Regions from separate parts of the Homo sapiens genome. Here region 1 is linked to region 2. A link is a loop called in an ENCODE intact Hi-C map of the cell type or tissue named here. Cell type or tissue: PC-3. All regions are shown on one strand. Region 1 holds the start of ZNF713 (zinc finger protein 713). Region 2 has its middle 69 kb from the start of VOPP1-DT.

The links. Peaks named below come from ENCODE experiments on the same cell type or tissue, not always from the same donor. Only the 100,000 strongest peaks of a DNase experiment are listed, where the experiment ranks them.
Region 1: it touches region 2 in a loop (5-fold over the local background); 5 of 110 quality-filtered maps call a loop at or near these places.

What each region holds. Positions count from the first base shown.
Region 1 is chr7:55,886,420-55,888,919 of GRCh38, forward strand. It overlaps ZNF713 (zinc finger protein 713), which reads left to right and starts at 1,037. Exons shown (of 7, transcript NM_182633.3): 1 at 1,037-1,261. RefSeq lists an enhancer at 728-1,067 and a silencer at 1,188-1,237. In PC-3, no CTCF peak of the experiment used is centred here; no DNase peak of the experiment used is centred here; H3K4me3 peaks cover 1,699 bases; H3K27ac peaks cover 597 bases.
Region 2 is chr7:55,640,109-55,642,608 of GRCh38, forward strand. No RefSeq gene overlaps it. Among named protein-coding and RNA genes, the nearest start is that of VOPP1-DT, 69 kb to the left of the region's middle. In PC-3, a CTCF peak has its summit at 1,276 (motif pointing right); a DNase peak (open chromatin) is centred at 1,303; H3K27ac peaks cover 632 bases.

The DNA.
Region 1 (2,500 bases), 250 kb after region 2:
AAAATTCCATTCTTTGGCCAGGCGCGATGGCTGAAGCCTGTAAACCCAGCACTTTGGGAGGCCGAGGCAGGGGGATCACGAGGTCAGGAGATCAAGACCATCCTGGCTAACACGGTGAAACCCCATCTCTACTAAAAATAAAAATAAAAAAAAAATTAGCTGGGCGTGGTGGTGGCCGCCTGTAGTCCCAGCTACTTGGGAGGCTGAGGCAGGAGAATGGCATGAACCCGGGAGGCGGAGCTTGCAGTAAGCGGAGATCTCACCACTGCACTCCAGCCTGGGCCACAGAGCAAGACTCCGTCTCAAAAAATAAATAAATAAATAAATAAAATAAAATTCCATTCTTCGCATCAGTAGCATATACTATATAATGATATAATGATATCATTATTGTATTTTTTTTTGAGATGGAGTCTTACTCTGCTGCCCAGGCTGGAGTGCAATGATGTGATCTCTGCTCACTGCAACCTCCCCGTCCCGAATTTAAGCGATTCTCCTGCCTCAGCCTCCGGAATAGCTGGGATTACAGGCGCCCGTCACCACGCCCAGCTAATATTTGTACGTTTATTAGAGACGGGGGTTTCACCATATTGGCCAGGCTGGTCTCGAACTCCTGACCTCAGGTGATCCACCAGCCTCAAGCTCCCAAAGTGCTGGGATTACACGCGTGAGCCACCGCGCCCGGCCAATAACATCATCATCATTATATTTTGAGTTTCATCAATATGAAATTGATGGGAAGGAGGGGTGATTCCAGGACTGAAAGGAAGGCTTGTGTCGTCACCATGGAGATGGACAGTCCAACGCTTCTAATTGGCAGGGACGAAGGGACGGGTCCTCGGCCCGTCCCCCTCGTTCCTCTAGGACCGGAAAATTCTGGGAAGGCTCGAGGCCGCGGTCCCCGGGGTCCGCATAGTCCCGATGAAAAACAGACCCGGGAAAGCTGGTGGGAGTCAGGAGCCCCGGCGATGAGGATTGCGATGAAGGAAGCAGGCTCGGAGCGCCGCCAGCGCATGCGTATTGGGGATCTGAGGCCAGCGTCTTGCGCCGCCATTGCGGGGAGGCTGTCCTCAGAGCAGGTCTGGCGCGCCGGTGGCTGGACCGGCCCCAGGAGCCCAGTCACCGGGCGTCATTGGCTCAGGCTGCGGGGCCCTCGGCACCTTCTCCCTCCCGGGTCCACCGCGGCGGCGGCGGCGGCGGCGGCGGCGGCGGCGGCGGCGTCAGGGGGCGGAGCCTGCCGAAGCGCCCTTTGTCTGCGGAGGTGAGTGCGCGCCGGGAGGAGGCGGAGGCGGGAGGCGGAGGCGGGGGGCGGAGGCGGGGGGCGGAGGCGGGGGGCGGAGGCGGGGGGCGGAGGCGGGGGGCGGAGGCGGGGGGCGGAGGCGGGGGGCGGCGGGCGGCGGGCGGCGGGCGGCGGGCGGCGGGCGGCGGCGGCGGCGGGCGGCGGGCGGCGGCGGCGGCGGCGGCGGCGGGCGGCGGCGGCGGCGGGAGGCGGCAGGTGGCGGGAGGGGCGGCCGCTGTCCCCGCTGTCCCCATTCCTGTCACCCGCCCCGTGTCCCTTTCAGATTTTTGGTCTTTTATAGGAAGGTCTTACCCGTTCCAATATTATAAACACATTGTCTTCTACTATCTGGGAATGACTCTGAGGCTGAAGAAAAACTTGCAGTTTATTTTTGGGCAAGCGTCCATAGGTGTCATTTTGGGGGAAAGTTTTTCCTCATCTCAGGATTATGCAAACGTTCGGCTTTATTTTCTTATAATACGTTTAAAGAATTTTTAAAATATTTTCTTTTTCTCCTTTTTATCTGTATTTCATTGAGTATGATATTTGTGGTAAGGGGTTAGGTAGAGATTACCTTTTTCTCTCATTGCCTTGCTGTTATCCGTTGAGTCACTTTTCCACGGAATTGCAGTGACACTTTTATTACATTTTGCAGGCGTGTGTATGCTCAGATGTGTTTCTGTTTATTTATGTTTTTGTTTTGAGACAGGATCTCACTTTATCACCCAGGCTGCAGTGCAGTGGCACCATCATGGCACACTGCAGCCTCAAACGCCTGGGCTCAAGAGCTCCTCCTTCCTCAGCCTCCTCAGTAGCTGGGACCACAGGTGTGCACCACCACGTGCGGCTTTTTGTTGTTGTTGTTGTTGTTAGCGACCAGGTCTCACCATGTTTCCCAGGCTGGTCTCTGAGCGCAAGTGATCCTCCCGCCTTGGCCTCTCAAAGTGCTGGGATTACAGGCATGAGCCACGGCGTTCGGCCAGCTGTTTCTAGATTCTGTCACTGCCCTGACAGTTTCTGCACTGAATACATATACGTACATACATACATAGATTTTTTTCATTTAAAATGTTTAGGCCGGTTGCGGTCCTGTAATCGCAGCACTTTGGGAGGCAGAGGCAGGAGGATCACTTGAGCTCATGAGTTCGAGACCAGCCTGGGAAACATGGCAAGACCCTGTTGCTACAAAAAAAACTAGAAAAATTAACCGGACTTGGTGGT
Region 2 (2,500 bases):
CTTTGAATAGACTTTCTTTTTTTCCCTTTTTCTTTTCTGAGAAGGAGTCTCACTCTGTCACCCAGGCTGGAATGCAGTGGCATGATCTCAGCTCACTGCAACCTCTGACTCCCAAGTTCAAGCAATTATTTTGCTTCAGCCTCCCAGGTATCTGGGATTACAGCTGCGTACCACCACATCCGGTGAATTTTTGTATTTTTAATAGAGACAAGGTTTCACCATGTTGGTCAGGCTGGTCTGGAACTCCTGACCTTCAGTGATCCACCTGTCTCAGCCTCCCAAAGTGCTGGGATTACAGGCATGAGCCACTGCACCCTGCCTCTTTGAATAAACTTTCCATTCCTTGCTTTTGCTCAGCTTCCTCTTGAACACCAGTAATTCTTAGATTTACTATTTCAATGTGATTGTCTATATCTTATAGGCATGCTTTATTACTTTTCATTCTTTTATCTCGTCTGTGTATTTTCCATTAGCCTGTCTTTAAGCTCACTGATTTCTTTCTCTGCTTGATGCATCTGCCATTGAGAGCCTCTCATGAATTTTTGTTCAGCAGATGTACTTCTTAGTTTTAGGATTTCCGTTTGATGTTTTTAAAAAATCATTTCAATCTTTTTCCTTAAATTTATCTGATAAATTTCTTAATTGCTTTTCTGTATTATTTTGTATATCACTGAATTTCCTTAAAAATACTACTTTGGGGCTGGGTGCAGTGGCTCACGCCTGTAATCCCAGCACTTTGGGAGACTGAGGCGGGCAGATCACGAGGTCAGGAGTTCGAGACCAGCCTTGCTAACATGGTGAAACTCCGTCTCTACTAAAAAAATACAAAAGTTAGCAGGGTATGGTGGCGGGCACCTGTAATCCCAGCTACTCGGGAGGCTGAGGGAGGAGAATCACTTGAACCTGGGAGGCAGAGGTTGCAGTGAGCCGAGATCGTGCCATTGCACTCCAGTCTGGGTGACAAGAGCAAGACTCTGTCTCAAAAAAAAAAATACTATTTTGGATTCTTGATCAGAGAGCCCACCTATCACTGTTTAGTTAGTGTTGGCCAGTGGCTTCTTGCTTTGTCCACTCGGGAAGATTATGGTTTTTTTGTTTGCTGTTTTTTCTTATGAATGTACATCTACGTCTCTGCATTAAAGGATTAGTTATTCATTCGAATCTTCTCTGTCTGGCTTGTTTAATTTTCTATCGGGTGTGTTAGAGATTGTTTGCAATTTACCTTGAATATCCTTTTTGCTATGTCACTACCTCCTTTATGGCACTAGATGGCACCTTAATCCCAGGTTTGCCTCAGCTCTAGCAACCATTCAGAGCACTTCTTGTGCCAGATGAGGGAAGTCCTAAAGGGAATACCAGGGAAGCTTGGCAAGGCTAGCTAGGGATTTATGGTCTGAGAACCTATGAAACATAGCTCCTACAGCATGGTGTTACTGAACAGCCACTGTGATTTGGCATCTCCTTTGGCTAAATAACTAAATTTCCCAGGCTGGGGATACTAGTTGCAACCTAATCTCTTTGTTTCTGGGTGTCCTCAGGAGTTTTTCTCCCTTAAGGCACTGGCTATACTTCTTGTGGGTGTCTTCTGCCTGGAATCCCAAGATGATGGGAAAGCTGGTTGTCTTCCTTAATCTTCTTCTTCATCTTTTTTTTTTTTTTTTTTTTGGTCTAGTAAGATTTAATAGTGAAAAATTATCTGCACACTTGGTGTCTGGCAGATTTGTGCTAGGATGTCAGGAATATAAAAGTCTTACTCTTTTATGTCTGCATGGATTTTTTCACTTCTCCATTATTTCAGTAACTATCTTATTCACATATTTGAGTTCTGTGATATTGCTGATGATAATCTTGGTGCTGTGCATTTGTTTAAGATTTCCTGTGGGTCAGGAAGTGGAAACCAGCTTGCTTCTACTCAGCCTTTTTGGTGATGTCACTGCCCTTATGAATTTTGAAAGCTTTACTGTGAAGGGTGTTAAATGAGTAACATGTAGTAAGGTATTTGTAGACACATACTTAAAAGATATTTCTAAGATGTTGCTGGAAAAATGAATTTGTAAATGTATTAATTTAGTGATTTCAAGTGTTTACCAATTGCAAATATATAATAAAATGTTTAAATATGTTTATTTAAAGAATACCTTTAAATAAACCTCTTAAAATCTTTGTTGTGAAGACTGTTCTTTTAGTAAGTGGATATGTGTGTGAGGTTGTAGACACTTACATTAAAGATAATTCTAATAATGTTATTTATTAGATGAGTTGGTTACTATGTTAACTCATTGAATGCAAGTGCTTACCACATTATAAAGTATGCAATAATGTGTTTAAACATGTTTTAAAAGATGCTTTTGTTATTCATTTTAAGAGCTTTGTAATGAAGAGTGTTATTTCAGTGAGTGGATGTAATACTATGTAGGGAATAGTTAGTAGACACATGGCTAAAAGATGATCTAAGTGTGTCATTGATAAAATGAGTTGGTGACTATGTTAATTCAGTGAA